Linked DNA regions of Mus musculus: region 2 is linked to region 1. A link is a loop called in an ENCODE intact Hi-C map of the cell type or tissue named here. Cell type or tissue: heart. All regions are shown on one strand. Each heading gives the region's core, and the rest is flanking DNA. Links, peaks and the distances in the headings are about the cores only.

Region 1 (10,539 bases), core at 4,801-7,300:
CTTGGGAGATGGCTCTACTATTACAAATGCTGACTGGTCTTCCAGAGATCCAAGTTAGATTCCCAGCACCTATATGGCAGCTTATAACTCCAGTTATAACTCTAACTCCAGTTCCAGGGGATCCAAAACCCTCTCTGTCTTCTGTAGGCACAGGTATGTACATGATTCAGAGACATACAGCCAGTCAAAACTCATGAACATAAAATGATGATAATGATGACAATGATGGTGGTGGTGGTGGTGGTGATGGTGATGATATTGGCAATGATGACGATGGCGATGACTTTGGTTCTGGAGATCAAACTCAGCCCTATGTTTGCACGGCAGGCGCTTTGCTAGCTGTCAGCCCTGAGAGACCCATTTTTTGAAAGAGTTAAAAAGCTGTTCCTGAGCACAAAGCAAGCCAGCGGAAGGCCACTGCCAGTTCTGCAGATCATGTCTTCCTCATTTACCACGGTAGCCTCCAGGCCTGAATTCCAAGTCCTCCAACCCTTCTGAGCCAGGCCCCCACCTCCAGATGCCACCTCCTCCTTCCTTTGCCACACAGGCAGACCCACCAAGTGAGTGCTTGCCATGTGCCATCTGTTCTCTATATACCATTAAGCAGGGAGGCCCCGAGGTGCTGGCCATGGTCCCTGGGTGCACCTTCCTCTCTGAACAGCTTCCCGTGGTGGCGGGACCTGTTTGGGCTCGCTTTTCTACCTAGTGTTCAGAAAATCCTCCTACTCACTTTATTGGCGAGGAGACTGAAGATAAGGAATAATGGCAAGGTTCTGTTCTGAGAGCTTCCTTCTGTTGCCTCATTGCAGCCCTGAAACAGCTCACCTTCATCCTGGGGTGTCAGAGCAGGGGTGCAGCCTGCTCTCTCAGCCACTCCCTATGCAGCCGCAAGCTAGCTGGGACATGGCAGGCTCAGGCATCTACCCAGGTCACCCAAGGCTTTATTCCCCAACAGGGATGCCCTCTCCAGAGCTTGGATCCTTGGTGTCAGTCAGAACTGTCCTTGGCTTCTCTCACCTGCCCCATTGCTCTTTCCTCTGGCCCACCCTTTGCAGCACCTGAAGACCAGGCTGGGGCAGAGGGGTCCCAATCCTCGAACTTAAAACATCAGAGGGCCAGGCAGCGCCTTTAATCCTAGCACTTGGGAGGTAGAGGCAGGTGGATTTCTGAGTTCGAGGCCAGCCTGGTCTACAGAGTGAGTTCCAGGACAGCCAGGGCTACACAGAGAAACCCTGTCTCGGAAAAAACAAGACAACAACAACAACAACAACAACAACAACAAATCAGAGGGCTCCCTACTCTGCCCTCTGCTGGAGGATGAGGGAAACAAAGGCTAGAATGGGCAGTAATATCCCCAAGGTTTCACAGTTTGTGGGGACAGAGTACATTGGAGGGAGAAGCCGTAGGAAGTCACTGCTGGAGAATGTTCAAGAGTTGTGACTCACGCCTGCAATCTTAGCACTTGGGAAGCAGAGGCAAGACAATCACTGCAAGTTCACAGCGAGCCTGGTCTGTGCATCAAGTCCAAGGCTAGCCTGGACTACTTAGAGAATTTCACAAAACAAAACAGCTGTGACTGCCATTCCCTCTTTGAGGGCCTGTTCACTTCTAAATCATTAAGAAGCCCAAGCCTATAACCTGAGTTCAGTCTCCTACAGGACTCACACGGTGGAGAAAACCAACTTCTGTAAGCTGTCCTCTGACCTCACAGGCTACACAGCTTGTACTCGCCTCTTCTCTGCAAATAGATTTAAAATATTTAAAGAGAAACAGAGCTTGCTTTATAGTTCCTGGTTCAGTCATGCTAGGAGAACATGTTAGGGGCTAGGGGCCACGTCGGGGATAGCAGAGCCTGAAAGGGGGAGGGGTATTTCATGCCTGAAAGGAGGAGGGGAGGGCCTGGGGGAGGCAGCTGAGAGGGATGGGGCCAAGGGGCTGTCCAAGTAATGCTAAGCCCCTGTCCCACCGCCCCTGGGTATTTGAGATACTGTCTAGGTTTATGGATGGAAGAGAGGTTTACTGAGACGGAGGCATAGCTGACCCCTCTCTGGTAAGGGCGTCGCTCGTCATACTTGCACACTCCATTCTATGACCCGAATTCCAAATACCCCCTTTCCTTTTTTCTCCCATTCTCCATACTAGGCTTCCACTTGCAGCAGCCTGTGTATTCAGTGACCCCAGTTATATGGGTCTGTAAAAGAGGTATACAGATCAAACATTGACTCATAATAAATCATAAGGAAATTTATTTTAAAACAGTCCTTTGACACGTAGTTTTACCATTTATTAAGAATGAAAGTAAATTGCACACCAGTAAGATGGAAGTGCTTGCTTATTTTGTTTTCCATTTTTCTACTTACTTATTTTATGTGTATGAGTGTTTTGGGTGAGTGTAGATATATGCACTACATGTGTGCCTGGTACCTATGGAGGCCAGAAGGGGTTGTCAGATCCTCTAAGACTCTACTTGGAGAATTGTGAGCAGTCCTGTGGGTGTGGGTCTTAAATCCAAGTCCTCTGAGAGAGCAGCCAGTCCTCTTAACCACTGAGCCATCTGTCCAGCCTCTCATTTAACTTTGTCTTTTGTTTGTTCAGAGTCAGAGCAGCAGTGCAGTCACGTGGTGCACATGGCCAAGTACTGCCAGAAACACCTTAGATTCAAGGCAGATTTGATCTTTAATCTATTTGGTTGTTATGCATTCGGAAGCCTTTTATTGTTGCCAAAAATGTTGCAACCCTCATATTCAGTTATATAACCCCACATAGGAGTGGCAGCTTACAGGTCAAAGCTGTGCTCTATGGTGGAAGAGGACAAAAGTTGTCCTCTGACCTCCACATGAATATGTGAGCACACACACACACACACACATACACACACACACACTATAATATTTAAAATTCAAAAAAATGTGTTCTGTAGGATAAGGAATCAAGCCTTGGGTTTCAGCTATGACTAGACCATGATCCAAACCTCAGTTTTCTCAGCTGTAGGATGGGAGGTAGTGCCACTATAGACTTTCTAGGGCATACTGAGGAGGTTTTGCTCACAGTATCTTCTGAGACCTCTCTAGCTGAGAAAGCACAGATGAGAGAAGTGCGCGGAGGTTCTCCTAGCCATGCAGTGAGATCGAGATCACATGGTACAACAGGCCACATATAGTGATCCTGAAGGATGGTGTGAATAGTGTGTAGTAGTCCTGAAGGATGGTGTGAATAGTGTGTAGTGGTCCTGAAGTACAGTGTGAATAGTGTATAGTGGTCCTGAAGGATAGTGTGAATAGTGTGTAGTGGTCCTGAAGGATGGTGTGAATAGTGTATAGTGGATCTGAAGTACAGTGTGAATAGTGTATAGTGGTCCTGAAGTACAGTGTGAATAGTGTATAGTGGTCCTGAAGGATGGTGTGAATAGTGTATAGTGGATCTGAAGTACAGTGTGAATAGTGTGTAGTGGTCCTGAAGCACAATGTGAATAGTGTGTAGTGGTCCTGAAGGATGGTGTGAATAGTGTGTAGTGGTCCTGAAGTACAATGTGAATAGTGTGTAGTGGTCCTGAAGGATGGTATGAATAGTGTGTAGTGGTCCTGAAGTACAATGTGAATAGTGTGTAGTGGTCCTGAAGGATGGTGTGAATAGTGTGTAGTGGTCCTGACGTACAGTGTGAATAGTGTGTAGTGGTCCTGAAGGATGGTGTGAATAGTGTGTAGTGGTCCTGAAGGATGGTGTGAATAGTGTGTAGTGGTCCTGAAGTGGAGAAGCCTAGGGGTCCTGGCTGTGTTCTTGTGGGTTGTGGAGGAAATGAGGAAGGAAGGCAGGTCTGACATCTCGCAGGCATGACAAGTGTCCCGACTGGTGAGGAAGGGACTGAGACTTGGGAAGGTAATCCTCAGGCTCAGTTGTTGGCTCAACATGGCCCTAAGCACATGATCCAAGCTGGGTCACCTGGGCTGGGAGGAAGAAGCAATAATGAGCCGAAGCTGGGCCAGAACTCTTGAGGACCTGGACCAGCCTTGGGGACTCCCCATTTACTCACTGGATGTCTGGCTCCAGCTTGAGGACCACTGTGGTGATGGGGGAAGAGTTCTGACTCTGCTGCTGACCTTGCTCAACTGTTCTCATCTGTAAAATGGGGAGAAGTGCAGAGTCCATCTCCAGGCACCAGCAGTACCGCTGTGCTGCATGCCAGGCCTCTCCGTCTCCGTCTCCATGTGCACGAACTCTTGCTGCTCACAGGGAAGTAGGTAGGGTTATTTCCATTTCCCTCTGCAGAAACTGAGCTTCACAGAGCAGTTAAAAATGAAGGTTGGCCAAGATTACAAGCATGCGTGGCTTGTAAGTGGCCTTTGACATGAGTCAGCCATTGCTAAGCTGACTCCCTCAGAGGGAGCTGGGACCTCCCTGAAGCCAGTGTTCACTGTCAGCCATCCATAGGCAGAAACACAGTGACGATCAGACTTTACCGTACCTTGAGAGATGTCCACGAGAGTCACGTACAGGCATCTCTTCCTGCTCCTTCCCCGTGTCATACACAGTGTCACCCACAGGAGTTAGGGCTGCTCACTGGAGGCAAGAGATGAGAGTCTGGGACCCAGCCAGGAACTTCCTGGGAGAGGTGACATCTGAACTGATACAAGTTCTTAATAAAAATAGAATTTTTTTTAGCCAGGCTAAGTAGAATCAGAACTAATGGAGCTTAGTTGCTTCAGGACCACTTACCTGGCCTCTTCTGTCATTCCAACAAGGCCCTGAATTTTTTTACTTTAGCAATCTGTTGTGTCTACCTATCCCCCGTGCTACCTTTCATGCTGTCTGTCCATTTCTTTTTTTAAAGGATTTATTTATTTATTTATTTATTTTATGTATGTGAGTACACTGTAGCTGTACAGATGGTTGTGAGCCTTCATGTGGTTGTTGAGTATTGAATTTAGGACCTCTGCTCACTCCAATTGGCCCCGCTAGCTCCGGTTGGCCCTGCTCACTCTGGCCCAGAGATTTATTTATTATTATACCTAAGTACACTGTAGCTGTCTTCAGACAGCACCAGAAGGGGGCATCAGATCTCATTACGGGTGGTTGTGAGCCACCATGTGGTTGCTGCAATTTGAACTCAGGACCTTTGTAAGAGCAGCCAGTGCTCTTAACCACTGAGTCATCTCTCCAGTCCCTGTCTGTCCATTTCTCATATAGCCTAGCTAGCCTGGAAGCCCTTAGCCTTAGCTAAGGATAACTTTGAGCTCCTGCACCTTCTGCCTCTACCTCCCACGTGTTACAAGTGTGTAGTGTTGTGAAGGACTGTTTTTTCTTTTGAAGAGAGACCTTTCAGTGATAAGCTGTTGGCTCCATCCCTGGTTCCATGGATGAATTATGTGACCAGGAAGGAGTGTGTGTCCTAGGCAAAAGAAACAGCATGTACAAATGCCCGAGGACATGACTGTGTGGGGCGTGCGACAGGCTTCAGCCTCATCACCTAGGACTCACTCGTCTCTACACTGTTCTCTTCAGAACCACAGACCCCAGCATTCATCAGTGTGCCCTTACCCACTCCTGTGCCTTTGTCTATATTGGTCCCTCATGGAGCACACCTGCTCCCAGCTTCATTAACGCACTTCTCAAGGCTCAGCTCCCATCTGCTCCGGACAGACCCTTCCCCCCCCCTTCCCCCTTCCCCAACATACTCACCCTCGTCTGGGTTCCTTAAATAATGGTTGCTGGTACATGCTGTTGTGGTCAGGTTCCCATCATCGTCTTTTCAAGCCCATATGTGAGGCTACCAAAGTTGGGATAGTTTCCACATAGCAGTGCCTGGCCTCTGCTCACACAGAGCAGCATAAGGACATCCTGGGAAATAGCTCAGCAGTCAAGAGCATTGGCTGCTCTTCCAGAGGACAGAGGTTCAATTCCCAGCACCTACATGGCGCCTCACAATGTCTGTAACTCCAGCTCCAGGGGATGTGTCACTTTCACTCTGGCATAGCTGCAGGCAAAACTCTAATACACATAAAAATATTTTTAAAAAGAACAACAAACAACTCACAGTCTTTCCAGGCAGTTATCTTGATGAGAGCAGCAATCCCCCAGACATTTCTCCCTATTCCTAAACTCAAGTTGCCTGGCTCCTCTGGGATCTGATCCAAGTCCTTCCCACCATGGCTGCATTTGCAGGCTGCTCTTTTTTGCTTCCTCTTCTGACATCCTGGAGCTCAGGGCCAATCCCTCCTCCTGTCCCTTGCCTTTCTAAAGGGACAGCTCTAATCTAATGGCAGCCACGTGTTATGATGAGTCACCAGAGCATCTGGGGCCCAGAGGTAGTGGCCGGTTAACTCTTAATGGGCCAGGGCTCTCTGCTAGAAGATCATGTGGGCTTCTTCGGAACCTGTCTCAGGTCTAAGTGCAAAGTGGGCATCTGGGGGATGGACCACTCACTCTGGAAGTGAGAGAGGAGGGGGCCAAAGGGAGAAGGGGCTGAGTGTGAGCTTTGGAGTTAGGAGGGCTAAGTTGCAGTTCCTGCTGGCCACTTACTGTAGAGTGGCTCTACACAGGTCACATGAACTCAACCGCTCGAGTTTTCGCATCTGAAAAAAAAAAAAATGGCAATTTTAGGGATTGTTTGAGAAGGAGAGTGTGAGCTGCCTGCTAGCGGTGCGTGCTAACCCGCCCGCTTTCCCGCCTTCTGGTCTCTTGCAAAACACTGGCCCCGTTTGGGCAAGCGGTTAGAATGAATGTCCACGCCTGTCTGCAGAAGCTAGGCTTTCTCCGCTAACATGGCCCGGCAGTGAGGCTGGACCGCGAGATCTCAGGTGTGGGGCCGGGAGCTGAGGCCTAGGGAAGGTGGAGAATTTCCCAGCCCGAGTGGGTGGAGGTGTTGGCAGCTCCGGTCCATGTCTGCGCCGATGCTCCAAGGCCAGGCTGTGCCGACCTTGAGCGCCCGGGTCCCACCTGGCCAGCGCCAGGGGCGGGCGCTGCGCTGCGCGGGCGCGGCCATGGTCCCACTGCGCGGGTGGGCAGCCCGAGACCGGCCCGGCCCCGTCGCCTTCCCCGCCCCCCGGCGCGCCCCTCCCCGGCCGCCGCGTCGCTGGGATCCGGCCGCAGCACCTGGGCTGCGCCTGGCGTCCGGCGCGCGCAGCGATGACCACGGCCAGCGGCCCGGGCGACCTGCCGGCGGGGTGAGTGGCGGAGGCCGCCTCGGGGCGCGGGCCGTGCAGGGCGAACGCTGCGGGGGCCTCCTAGGAGGAGCCCCGGGACCGCACTGCGGCTCCAGCCGCTGCGCAGCCTGCAGCCCGCGCCCCGCTGCCTCCTGGGGACCCTGGCTCAGTCACAGGCCTTCTGGGTCCCAACTTTCTCTCCCTCCTCATGGAGTCTATACCCATGGGGTGGGCCTTGTTACGATCACCCTTCTTTACAGATGAGAAAACTGAGGCATAGCTCTTAAGTGACTTTGATTATCCAGGAGGTAAGAGTGGAAAGTGAGATTTGAACACAGCTCTGTCTGGTGACATCCCCTTTAGGGATATTTGGGGTATTTGAAGGGCTCTAAGTGTGCTCGGGCCCAGGGTATTGGGTGTACCAGGAACCTAGGTTGTCAAGGTGGGTGCTGTCACTATCAACATGGCTGTCTTGGCCAGCCCCACCCCCACCCCTCCAAAGTCACAGTCAGACCCCCTAGGTTGATCCCGGGCACTGCCAGTTGCTGTCTGGAGATAGTCAGCAGCTCTGCTGTGTTTGGGTTTCAGTGCTTAGGGGGCAGTTGCTGGGATCCTAGGCTGCTGGGAGGTTGCTGGGCAGAGAGAGATCCTGCTCAGGTGAGCTGGGAGGGGTGCCTGCCCTACCTGGAGACTCAGACTAGTGACAATATTTGCCAAGGGCCTGAGGCCTGACAGATGAACAGGGAGGAGAGAAACCACCAGCCAGCTGGAAGCCTCTAGTGTGGGTCTGAGAGAATGGTAGCTCGGTGCTGAGGAACATCGTGGCTGGAGGAAGTCACCTGTTAAGTTTTCCCCTAATCATTTTCTGTTGTATAATTTTGGTCAAGGCATTTGACCAAACCTCCCTGACTTCTGGTTCCTGCTTTGGAAAACACAGAGAGGCTGGGTTAGCTACGCTCTTCCTGCTGAGGGTTGAAAGCTCCGGAGCTTGGCTGACTACCTTTCTGCGCAGCCCTGTCCGAACACCACCCTTCAGTATTAGAAGCGTGGTTTTCAGGAGAAAAGGCAGACATGGAACAAGGCTTCCATCCACAAACCCAGACTTGCTGGCTGAAAGCCAGACTCGTCCCTCTTGCCTATATACCACAGCTGTGCCTGAGTCCCTGGAAGAACCCTGGGTACCTCTAACTCTGCTCCCAGCCTCCAGGCCAGTAAGCACAAAGTTCTAACAAAAAACAGAACATCTGTGTTCCTGTATGCCTGTGAGGGCCCAATCTTTGTGCTCACACAGGCCCATTTGTCCAGTCCCCTGCTTCTGGTCAGTGCCATCCTTGTGGGATTTGAGAAGAAAACCAAAGTAGAAGCAAATCCCGCTTCCATCTGTAGACACTTAGTCTCAACAAACACTCAGATCTTGTCTGGGTATAACTGTAATAAAGTTTTATCTACCATATAACAATACTTTCTTGGCAGTGGGGACAGGGTGGGTTAAGACAGGGTCTCCTGTAGCCCAGGCTGCTGGTGTACTCTTTGTGTACCCAAGGATGACCTTTGAACTCCTCATGGTCCCATCCCTACCTCCCACCAGCTGGGACTACAGGCATGTGCTACCATGCCCAGTTAACAAATGTGAAATGTGAAATGTGCAGGGCAGTGGTGGCACACACCTTTAGTCCCAGCACTTGGGAGGCAGAGGCAGGTGGATTTCTTTCTGAGTGCAAGACCAGCCTGGTCTACAGAGTGAGTTCCAGGACAGCCAGGGCTACACAGAGAAACTCTGTTTCAAAACAAAACAAAACAAAACAATGTGTGTGTGTGTGTGTGTGTGAGTGTGTGTGAGTATGTGTGTGTGAAATGTTTTTAAGGCTTCAGAAGAATGGTAAATAATTCTAAGGCATTTTGATTTTTAAGTTATGTAGGCAGAAGAGGGCATCAGATCCCCTGCAGTTGGAACTATGGGCAGTTGTGAGCCATCGGTGAGGGTCCTGGGAACCAGACTCTGGCCCTCCATGAGAGCAGCACTTAACCACTAAGCCGTCCTCTAGCCTCTGTGGTAAAGCCCTGGGTTCTTGTCACCCTGTGTTGCCAGATACTGTGTTCCACGTTCTCTATCCTCCTTTTAAGAGAGAAGTCCTGTTAGTGAAACCCTCTGGAACACCCCCACCCACCACCTTCCTCTCCAGAGATAATTGCCAGCCTGAGTCTTAAGTTTATTGTTTTCCATTTTTATTCTCCTGCTGAGTATGGGAAAATCTAAAAGCAATCCAGCGTGGGGTGGGGGGGGTTAGTCTGCTCTTACTTCCAAGTGTTCTGTAACAGAGCCTGCAGCAAACACCCGATCTGTGGCTTACTTTTCTAAAAGTTTGGTTTCTGAGGTTTTTGCCTCCTTGGGCCCACACGCTGGTCCCCCTCACCCTGGCACCTACTTCACCACCCTGTGTAAAGACTCCATTAATTTACTCATCCTTCTTGTTAGACACTGGGGTGGTTTCCTGCCTCCTTCTATTCACACAGAGTATTCATTCCTGTATGGCTGTCTTTTGTACACAGGAGTGTGCCTCTGTGGTCCCCCCCTGGTAATTACAGTGTGCACTCAAGCCTTCCCCTCCCTCCCTTCCTTCTCCCCTTCCCCCACCCCCTCTTTCTTTTTGACAGGATCTCACCATGTCGACTTCGTCTGGCCTCAGATTCAGATCTTCCTGCCTCAGCCTTCCTAGGTGCTGGGACTGTAGAACTGGGCCTCCAAGCCTGGCTTGTTCCATTCCTACTTTTGTCCTGCTTGATGAGAGTGGTGGACTGTGCATAGCATGAGGCAAGAGCATCCAGTGATAGTTCCTGAGTACTCCCACCTCAGTCTTTCCTCACATTCCAGGTAGGAATGTGTAGGCACCATTAAGCCCATTGTACTGATGAGGAAATAGAGGCTTATCAAAATCAAAGAACTTTCTCCAGGCTGGGGTTGGAGCTCAGCTGGCATGGCTCTTGTCTAGCATGCACAGAGCCCTGGGTTTGATCCCTTGGCACCAAGTGAAGCTGGGCATGGTAGAACACAACCTGTAATCCCAGCTCGTGGGAAGGGGCAAGAGGATCGGAAACCCAAGCTCATCCATGCCTACATGGTGAGTCCCAGGCCAGCCTTAGATAGAAGAGCCCCCGTCCACTCTCAAAGGACAAAACCAAAAACACCTCTAGCAGGTGACCAAGTAACTGCTGAGCTGCAGCTCGGCTCAAGGCTGTCTGCTTTCAAAACTCTGAAATGCCATGTCCTGTTACGTGTCTTCATATAGTACTGATCATGTGCGGCTAAGGGCCACAGGAGTGGGGGGGGGGGCTTTGGGCAAAACCTCTTGGACCTATTTGAAACCTAGAAAGGTCAATTTAGAAGCCACAACTCCCTATA
Region 2 (10,539 bases), core at 4,711-7,210, 130 kb before region 1:
TTGTTATCACTCACAGACTTGTCTAAAGTTATGAAAATAAGAAGTTATAGAGCCAAGAATGGATCTGGTTTCCAAGGCCTTACATTCAGATGTTCCCAGGACATCCCATTTGTGATGTATTGGTGACAACAATTTTGAATTGTCTTATGGCATCCTGGATGTCTGTGGCACTTAACAGTCTTTTACTGTTTGTCCTTTTCATGGCTTAGACCCTGGTACAGGGACAGTTATTTGAGTAGCACAATTGTTATTATTGTATAATCTCACACACTCTTTTTGCCCTGGGTAAATCTGAACAATGATGATCTATACTTAGGAAGCCAGCAGTTTGGAAGCACGAGCTCTACATTACCATTACAATCGCAGTACAACATTGTTTTAAAGCACAGCACCATTTATGTGGAAGGCTGTTCACAGAGAAGCGTGCACATAAACTGGCTCTTTGTATACTCTGAGCTCTTCACAGCCTCCCCTCATAGTTTCAATCATTCTGCATTTCTCAGCTTTATAGATGCTGACATCACACAAACAGTTGTAATGTTCATAAAAAGCTGATATGACAACTGCTTTCAAAGCCTGGGGAACAAAGAAACAGAAGTAGTAAAGATTTCCTTTAAGGACAGGTTCAGGAATGGGAAAGTTAGAATAGACTGACAAGGAAGTTGTCTACCATTTAAGATTTCCTCTTCAGGCTCATCCCAAATTTAGGCTAATCACAAACCCATACCTCACTTCCAGCTTTCTATGCTCAGAATTTCAGTTCATGGAGCCTTCTTGGGGGCTATTTCTCCAGGATGTGAATACACTCTATTGTAAAAATTGGGTCTGAATCAGAAGACCTTTGAAAAACGTATTCTTCTGTAAAGTAAGGTAAAACCAATCCTTACCAGGTTGTTGTAAAAACAGGTTTTGGCCCTTAGTACTCAGATTAGAGTCATCAGATACAACTTCGTATCTTAGGGAACACCTACCTTTTAATGACAGTGTTTGAAACAGTCCCTCCCCCTTCTTGTAACTATTATAGCTACAAACTCACTTAGTAATTAGATGGTTGACTGAAGAGCAGGGAGGTAAGTGGTGGCCTTCCACAATGGCATTGCATAAATATGAGCTACTGAACATACACAGAGTCCAGGCCGGTCTCTTTCAAAGGCCATTTATGTATGCTGTCTAAGTTTTATACCACCTGTATCAAATAGTTATTATTATATCAGAAGTATATGCCAGGAATTTGAAACTTAGAGGCTGAGAGACATTAAGCTGCCCTAAAAAAAATCAAGTAAATCTCTTTTGTCTGACCTATACAGTTCATTCCTGTTACAATGGGATTATAATATATCTTCCATTAGCTATATTTTTGTCTTCCTAAAATAGATTTGGGATGCAACCCAGTCCTTTGGTGAGATATGGGACACACATTTTCAAATTGTCTTCGGTATGCCATTAAAAAAAAAACAAAACAAACCCAGTCTCAGAAGTTGTAGGTCTTGGGAGTTTGGCCCCTCAGTGCTATCCCTACAGGTCTGCTCTCATCTCCGGCTACATGCGATGAATGGAACCCAGAACTCACGAGTGGAGAAGCCACTATAACTTATTGGTGCTCCTGAGGCACTGGGAACAAGTCCTACACAGTGAATTTAAGGCTCTTCTCCTCTCCTAGGTGCTCCTTCCTTTCTCTTCTATCTCTCTCCGCCATCCTCCCCTCCTTCCTTTCCTCCCCTTTTCTCTTTTGGATTGAATCCGGGACCTTGTGCACACTAGGCAAGTATACTAGCTTAGCTATATCCTCAGGCCTCCCCCCACCCCTCTTAAATGAAGACCCAAACTGCTTATGTGCCAGTATGCTTGTGCTTTAGGGGACAGATGTCAATGTAGGGTGTTTTTGTTTTGTTTTGATTTTGGTTTTTTGAGACAGGGTTTCTCTGTGTAGCCCTAGCTGTCCTGGAACTCACTCTGTAGACAAGGCTGGCCTCAAACTCAGAAATCCACCTGCTTCTGCCTCCCAAGTGCTGGGATTAAAGGTGTGTGCCACCACTGCCCGGCTAGGTGCACCTTATTTCTAAGGAAGGTTTCTCACTGAGTTAGAGTGCACAAATTTCTCTGGGCTGCATGGACATCAATCAAACCCTAGGATCTTTCTGTATTTGCTTCTCCAGTGATAGGTATATGCCTCTTGGCTCCCTCCCAACACCCCAAATGGGTGATGAGGATCAAATTCAGGTTCTCTTGCTTGCACTTAACCAACTGAGCCATCTCCCTAATTCCTCAATGTTCCTATCTGTGAAGTGGGGAAAAACTGAAGATACATATAGCTGAGATTTTATGTTTGGTTTAGTTCAATAAAGCTTTATAAGGGACCTCTTAGATATTAGGAATTAGTTGTGTTAGATTTTGCAAGCAACGACATAAACTTTTAAAAGAGTCCTTTATAAATACAAAGTTTCATTTTTTTTTAACTTAAAGCAAACCCATACTAATAGTTCCTTTTATTTCCTTAACATGCTATGGTATGTTTGTGAGGGTCAGAGGAGTCCTTTCCTTCCAGCTATTTTCAAAGATTTATTTATTTATTTTATGTATGTGAGTACACTGAAGCTGTACATATGGTTGTGACCCTTCATGTGCTTGTTGGGAACTTATTTATTTATTTATTTATTTATTTATTTATTTTTAAGGACCTCTGTTTGCTCTGGTCAACCCCGCTCACTCTGGTCAGCCCCATTCACTTGGCTCAACTCTGTTTGCTCAGTCCCTGCTCGCTCCAGCTCAAAGACCGGTGGTTGTGAGCCATCACGTGGTTGCTGGGATTTGAACTCAGGACCTTTGGAAGTGCAGTCAGTGCTCTCACTTGCTGAGCCATCTCACCAGCCCATCTTCAAACACAAACTTGTCTGACTTTCAGATTTCTGAACTTCTACACTTCTCTCTACAACTTCAAACACTTCATACGTCATTCACAGCCCCCCTAAATTCCTATAATTAGTAAGTGACTTTTCAGTTACACCAATGGTTCTGATCTCTAAGTTTTGTTCATTTCAATATATCAACTGCTTTTGCTATTAGACATGTAACCTTGGGCAAATTATTTGACCTCTGTGGTGCTGAGTACCTCATTTGGGAAGTGAGTGTGATAATTGCTTCCTTTTAGGGTGTTTTTGTGAAGTTCAAACTTATAATGTGAAGTAATAGATGCCAATAGAAATATCAGTTGGGTTATAGTTGATGTTTCAAACTGGAATAGTTTCTCCTCTTCTCCCTTGAGCCAAAAGGAATAATGGCAAAAAGAAGTCAAAGGAGATACTCCTGACTAAGTGTTTACTCATCAGACCTGTATAACTTGCTCTTTGAGGCTGGATCAAATCAGAGGAGTCTAGGTAGACTTGGGAAGGGAGTTCTTGAGACCTCTCTGGTTTTTGCCTCTGATGGAAAAAGTCTAAAAATGGAAGTGGAGCCAACTAGATCTTGGGTTTTTCCAGCTGTCTCAGTGTATTGAGGAATCCTATTATAATGATAAAGGCTGTGGCCCTGATAGACGTGTGGGTTTTGTCCTGGAAACCACCATTAGGGAAAAAGGAAGCAAACACATATTGAGGTTGGGTACTTCTGTGTCTGAGGGACCTGCAGTAGAGAGTTAGTCTTCTTTAAGGCCAGTCAGATGTAGGCAGGTCATCAACTAACTCTTAAAACGAGGCAGAGGATATGGCCTTTGAAGCAGCTTACTAGATTAGTGCAATGGCTGCCAAGACTGCTAGCCTGAGTTCCATCCCCGAAACCTCCATGGTGGAAGGAGAGAATCTACCCCCTCCCCAAGTACTACACACACACACACACACACACACACACACACAATAAAAAAGGCAGAATAAAAAAGTCATATCAAAGTAACTAAAAGCTGGTATGCAGACTTCCTAGACCTTCTGAAGTAGGCTACATACAAACTGAGTGTAGTTTTACATCAACCTGACACAAGTTAGATTTATTAGACACGAGGAAACCTCAGTTGAGATAAAGCCTCCATAAGACCTCACTGTAGGGCATTTTCTTAACTAGTAGTTGGTAGGAGAAGGCCCAAGCCTGGGTTCTATAAGAAAGCAAACTGAGTAAGTCAGTAAGCAGCACCCCACCATGGCCTCTGCTTCAGACCCTGCCTCCAGGCTCCTGCCCTGTTTGAATTCCTTTCCTCACTGCTTTTGATGATGACCAGACTGTGAGGGAAATAAATTCTTTACTCTTCGGGTTGTCTTTGGTCATGGTGTTTCATCACGGCAGTAGTCACCCTAAATAAGAACCTTTGCAGATGACAATTTCAGGTAAGCGGTTCCTTATTCTAACTAAGTGTGGCAAAATGAAAAAGAGTAAGGTGTATAATGTTGAATACAGGCAGGACAAAGGCCTTCATTTAAGCATATACTATAATGTTATGGTGTTAAAATACATATATATTAAAAAATCTCTGCCACTGGTGAGCTGAGGGGGGTGGTTAGACTTATGTAAACAGGTCATTAGGAGGTTGTTGCCCTCTTCTAGTAAAGTCAACAAAAGAGTATGAACACTAGTTTGGAGAGACAATACTCTGTCAAGAGGTGGCATTTATGACAAAAAGGAATTTGAGAGGAACCGGGCACTGGTGGCACATTCCTTTAATCTCAGCACTTGGGAGGCTGAGGCAGGCAGATTTCTGAGTTCAAGGCCAGCCTGGTCTACAGAGTGAGTTCCAGGACAGCCAGAGCTATACAGAGAAACCCTGTCTCAAAAAACCAAAACCAAAACCAACCAACCAACCAGACAAAAAAAAAAAAAAGAATTTGAGATGGGACTTTATGCACTCACTGTACCTCTGAACTCCACTGTGGCCCTACACCTGCTTTTTTTTTTTTTTTTTTTTTTTTTTTTTAAATTAAACAGTCTAGGCAGGACAGGGAGCAGGCAAGGCAAGCAGTTCCTTCTTGCTCCCAAGATTTTTACTTTAGAAGGATTTACATGCCTTCTTAATGTGATAGCAGGTAGAAAGATTTGTAATCCAGCTTTCTAGTTAGTTTTTAAACTTCGGGTAAGAGAGTTGTTTTGTTTTGTTTTGTTTTTTCTTTTCGGGGAGGCCCTTTTCTTTTTATTTCAGTCAGGGCCTTACTATGTGTCCTTGAACTCACTATGTAGAGCAGGCTGGCATGGAACTCTCAGAGATTAAAGGTATGTGCCACCATGCCTGGCTGGCTTTCACCATCCTCATTTGTATAACTTCTTTCTGTTTCAAATCCCCTATTCACACAATTTTTTAAAAAAGTATTTAGGCCTGGAGTAGTGGTACATCTCCTTAATCCCAGCACTCTGGAGGCAGAGGGAAGTGGATCTCTGTGAGTTTGAGGCCAGCCTGATCTATACAGTGAGCTTCGGGATAGCCATGGCTACACAGAGAGAGACCTTGTTTTAAACAAACAGCAAACAAACAAAAGCATTTAGTGCAGAATCACACACAATCAGAATTATTTAATGTTATTACTACTAAACCGCTCCTGTCATTACTTAGTACCATTACTTTTTTAGTTCCCACAACCCACCTGGACATGGTTCTAATTTCTCCCCGCACTTTACAGAAAACAGCAGCCCAGGAAGAAGGATGGTGGGTGACCTGCCTAAACTCAGGTCTCTGTGGCGCCGCCTCCGCTGACCGTCCACCCCAGAGCCCTATCCGCACCGGGTTTTCCAGGGAGGCCGGGGTCAGGGCCTGGTTCCGCGGCTCAGACTCCCGCTCCGGGCTTTGCGCGCCGCCACGGCCTGTGAGGCCGGCGGGGCGGGGCGGGGCGGGGCGGCGTGAGGAGGGAAGTTGTCGAAGTTCGGGGAGACGCCCGGCCGCCGGCCTCGCCTACGGCCTGTCCCTCCGCCTCCTTCCCGCCCCGGGCCCCCGTCCGTCCGTCCTTCCTTCCCCTCCCGTGCATGATGGAAACACCATGGCTGCGGCAGCCCAGCTCTCCCTGACACAGGTAACGCCGCCCGCCGGTCGGCCCGGCTCGACCCGCCGGGGTTCCCCGGCCCTCCCTCCCCCCCTCCACCGCTCTGGGGCGCTGGCGCGGCGGCTGCCCTCGGGCCGCACGGTGGGAGCGCGTGTGAGGAGTGCGGGCGCCATCCCGAGTCGGAGCGGGAGCGGCGAGCCGGGGCCGCCGCACCCCCGCCCCGGGTCGCCGGGCTCTCGGCTCCGCCCCGCGCGGCTCCCACCCGGCCGCCGCCCCCGCCGCGGGTCTCCGCGCCGCTCTCCTCCAGGTCCCGTCGGCGCTCACCTTCTCGGCAAGTTTCTCCTCCGGGCCTGACGGCCGCCAGGTGAGCTCCGGTGGGGCTCACGCTAGACAGCGGCCGCGGGCGATGCGAGGCTCGACTTCGGCGGGGCAGGGTTCCCTCAGCTTCGCTCTGCTCCGGTCCGCGGGAGCGACGACTGCCGAGTTCCCCTCAGTTCCCTCAAGTCAGCCTGGCTTCCAGAAGTCGCATCCTGTCCGGGCACTTGACCCACTCACTTCTGCTCAGATCCCCTTGCAGACTTTCCCACCCGCGAGGGCGCCGTCTCTGATCGTCGTCCGAGGGGTCATGGTGCCAGCCTTCTGCAGGTGGGGCGCCTCTTTCCTCCCTGGTGCCCGGAACCACCGGGGAGATAACTTTGTCCTGGGACGATCTCGACCAAAAGCTGTTCTCGGAGTCTGTTCTCGGAGTCTCGCCTCTTTATCATCATCATCATTATTAAAATGTTCTCTTCCTTCAGAGCCCCATCCTCGAGGGATACATCTAAACATCACTCACTTAGGAGAACCTGAGTTCTCCGTTTCTGTAAAACCAAGCGTAGTCATCTCAAGACACCCAGGAGGGATGAGGTACCAAACACCTGCCAGTCCCTTTCATCTTCACTGCCCAGAAGTTTGCCTTCTCCATAGCTGGGGGCTGTGTACTCCCTGGTATAAGCCCACCTCAGCCTATCAGCCTGCCCTGTGATAGCTCCCTGCCATCTTGTCTCCTTGGCCTAGATTTGCCTGTACTTATAAGGTAGGGCATGTGTTTGGGTAATAGATTATTTCTATGTTATGATAAAGAGGTTTTGAGGTGTTTCTTTCCAAGAACTTGGAGATAAAAAAGTATTTTCCCCAGGAGCCAGGGTGGAAATTTTATTTACTTATTTATTTTGAGACAGGGTCTCAAATAGATCAAGCTGGCTTTGAACTCACTATGTAATCAAGAATATCAAGAATGACCTTGATTTTGGATCCTTCTTCCTCCATCTCCCAAGTGGACTGTACCACTATATTAGTTTATTCATCGCCAGGGATCAGACTCAGGACTTCATGCTGGCTAGACAGGCCCTGTACCGACTGAGCCATATCCCCAGCAAAAGTGATTCTATATATACTGTATGTGTGTGTGTGTGTGTATTATAGTGCGCACACACACACACACACACACACACACACACAGAGGCATCCCACAGGTAAGACAGCCTTTAGGAATAACCTCATAAACTTTACATTTCCAAATTTATTTCCTGTGGGTCATTGTGTTTTGACTTGCATCTAACAGGGAAGAACTTTTAAGATGGCCCAGTCTTGTCATGAATCTGTTTAGAAGGGTCCTTCTGAAACTCACATTTGAGGAATGGAAACATTGACTTTTGGGTGTTGGCTTTCTGAGTCTAGATAGTGACCTGCCTTAAACATGATCTCTGTTGGCAGGCACTTGTATTCTGACTCTGTTGGCTAATTCTGGTAGTTTCCCCCGACCCCCCTATTAAAGATTTTGTTCCCTTGAAGACTTCTGTAGAATTGCTTCTTGGTTGTGTGCCTACTTTATTTTCTTCTTGGATTGTACTGTGTTTTTAGTTTCTGTTTAGGATCACTTATCTCTGGAAATTTGCTTCAGGCTCTCAGTTTTGTAGTCATTTTCATAATTTGCATATGTTCTTGTGGTTGTATAGTTAGGTGTTAAAATGTATCCAGAGTAAATGCTGAATCACTAAGGGGAAATTATTCTTTAGTATTTCATGTTTGAACTTAAATTGATAATTCAAATAAGTCAATTTAAAATATTTAGATATTAAAATACTAAGATATAGTGAGATATTATAAAGGCACAGGGGAAAAAGTTTTTAAAATATTTACTAATGTATCTTTTTCCTTCAAACTTAGCAGATTTATAGTTCTTAGATATAATTACTTATTTGTGTATGAGTGTTTGCCTGCATGTATATATGTATACCACATTCATGTCTGGTGCCCATATAAGACAGAAGAGAGTGTCAAATCCCTTGGAACTAGAGTTATGGATGGTTATAAACCACCATATGGCTACTGGGAACCGAACCTGAGCCCTCTGCAAGAGCCACAAGTGCTATTAACTTGAGCTGAACCATATCTCCAGTCCTTGATTTTAACATGTGTGTGTGTGTTGCACACATATGAGTGTGCAGGTGCATGTGCTGGTTGGAGTGCATGAAGAGACTAGAGGAGAATGTCAGGTGTCTTCCTGTATCACTGTCTGCCTTGCAGCCTTGAATGAGAGATTGCCATTTAGGCGGGCCAGCTTGTTTCTGCTCTTTACTGCTGGGGTTATAGGCATGCTTGGCCGTGCTAGGTTTTTATGTAGGTACTAGGGATTTGAATTCCACTCCTCATGTTACATAGTGTTTTTACCTACTGAGCCATCTCCTCAGTTCCTCATACTTTTTGTTTAAAAAGTTTTAGCTGCTTGAACTAAGTCAGATAATGGTGTAGTTTGGTTTCACATTCATTATTGATTTATTTATGTTACCTTGTGTTTCTTTTTTCTGCTCTTCTAACACAGAGCTAGATATGGTATACTCAAGTGGGAGATTCTTCAAGGTAGACATGTGGAAGGTTCAAAGTGTATGGCTATGTTGCCATTCTAGTCTGGGTTCGTTGACTTAGTGATCCTTCTGCCCCAGTCTCCCAAGAAGCTGGGATTATGGATGTGTGTGTCACTGGGCCCGCCCAGCAAAGGACATTTTAAATTTCACCTCTTTTTCCTCTGTTTATTTGGAAGAAATAAATCTTGTGTCTATGCCAAACCTGTTAAAGAGCTCTTAAACAGTTATGAAGATTAACTGGATGCTAGTTTCTGCCTCTGGTAATGATCGTTTTGGAATAGGTTAGTTAGTTCATTCATTCGTTCATTCATTCATTCAGCCAGCCAGTGTGTCTGTGTGTGTGTGTGAAAGAGTTTTTGTTTGTTTTTGAGACAGGGTCTCTAGACCTGGTTGTAACAAAGATCACTTTGCCTCAGCCTCCCAGGTGCAGGAATTAAAGGCATGCATTGCTATGCCTGCTTCTGTAAATATTTTATTAAGTATTAGATGTAACACATTGTATTAAGGTTGGCTTTTTAGTTTTTTGGCTTTTATCGTTTTAACTAAAGCAACAAATTAGAGAAAAAAGTGAAAATGTTTTAGTTTATGTTTCCCTTGCCTTTTGAATGCCTGCCAAACACTCCTCTAACTCTTTCTTAACTAAAGATTGAAATTGAGTTTTGTCTTCTAGAGATGATAGAATACTAGATTCTGAATGCCATTTTTAGCATTGCCAGTAAGTATGGTATGAATAATATCCTAATGAAGACAGGAGTAAAATCTTTAGGTCTCTGCTTTCTTTGCCTTAAAAATTGATCCACAGTGGTTAAGAGCACTGGCTGCTCTTCTAGGAGAACCTTGTTCAGTTCTAGGAGAACCTTGTTCAGTTCCCAGCACCTGTGTGCTAACAGCCATATGTAAATCCAGTTCCAGGGGATCCAGCACCATCTCCCGGCCTTTGCATGCACAGCACTTAGTAGGTGCAGATACACCCATACATATAAATATTAAAAAATATTATCCAACAAATATTGTTGAGCATTTACTATTGGCCAAGAATTAGTATAGCTACTTAGAATATACTAACAAAATAAAAAATTTTGAAGCTTAAAGACAAAAAGCATGGAGCTTACATTTTAATAGAGGACTTTAAACATTATTAAATACTTGGCCAGCTCTAACATTTTTGCTTTGCAAGTAATACCTGATGAAGTGTTGGTTTTCTCATTGTAGTTAGTGCTGCCCAACCTTACTTTTTCTCATTTCAGTTGTTTTCACTTTTCTTGTTGATAAGTAAAATCCAAATCCTACATGATGGCTCAGTCTAATCCCAGCAAGTGGGAATCTGAGACAGGATTACTGTGAGGCCAGAATGGCAACAAAGTTAAGTTGTAAGTCAGCCAGGGCTACAGAGAGTGTCTGTATGAAAAAGCAGAAAACAGTCCTGGCTCCTAGATGGAGAGCTGTAGGCAGCTATTGAATGCAGAGAGAGGGAGAATCAGTTTTTTTCTCAGGGATGAACTCCTAACTGGTTATCTAATACTAGGTCATCAGCCCCAAAGAAACGTATGTACAAGCCATACTAAATGAACTCAGCAGCTTGTACTTACATATTTACTCGTGTGTGTGTGTGTGTGTGTGTGTGTGTGTGTGTGTGTGTATGTGTGTGTGTGCCATGGCATGCATGTGGAGGACATAGGACAGCT

What was found. A loop is a pair of places that touch in the nucleus more often than their neighbours do. Peaks named below come from ENCODE experiments on the same cell type or tissue, not always from the same donor. Only the 100,000 strongest peaks of a DNase experiment are listed, where the experiment ranks them.
Region 2: it touches region 1 in a loop (9-fold over the local background); 2 of 42 quality-filtered maps call a loop at or near these places.

What each region holds. Positions count from the first base shown.
Region 1 is chr4:109,400,050-109,410,588 of GRCm38, forward strand. Ttc39a (tetratricopeptide repeat domain 39A) reads left to right here and starts at 7,051. Exons shown (of 18, transcript NM_153392.2): 1 at 7,051-7,160. The coding sequence starts at 7,123. It overlaps Ttc39aos1 (Ttc39a opposite strand RNA 1), which reads right to left and starts at 6,208. Exons shown (of 4, transcript NR_131195.1): 1 at 5,677-6,208; 2 at 4,463-4,557; 3 at 4,031-4,220; 4 at 2,230-3,944. In heart, for the core only: no CTCF peak of the experiment used is centred there; DNase peaks (open chromatin) are centred at 6,222 and 6,952; H3K4me3 peaks cover 2,123 bases; H3K27ac peaks cover 2,235 bases.
Region 2 is chr4:109,274,467-109,285,005 of GRCm38, forward strand. It overlaps Eps15 (epidermal growth factor receptor pathway substrate 15), which reads left to right and starts at 5,809. Exons shown (of 25, transcript NM_007943.3): 1 at 5,809-5,978. The coding sequence starts at 5,946. It overlaps Gm40225 (a long non-coding RNA gene), which reads right to left and starts at 5,857. Exons shown (of 3, transcript XR_868003.2): 1 at 5,556-5,857. In heart, for the core only: CTCF peaks have their summits at 5,746 and 5,960; a DNase peak (open chromatin) is centred at 5,835; H3K4me3 peaks cover 1,731 bases; H3K27ac peaks cover 1,455 bases.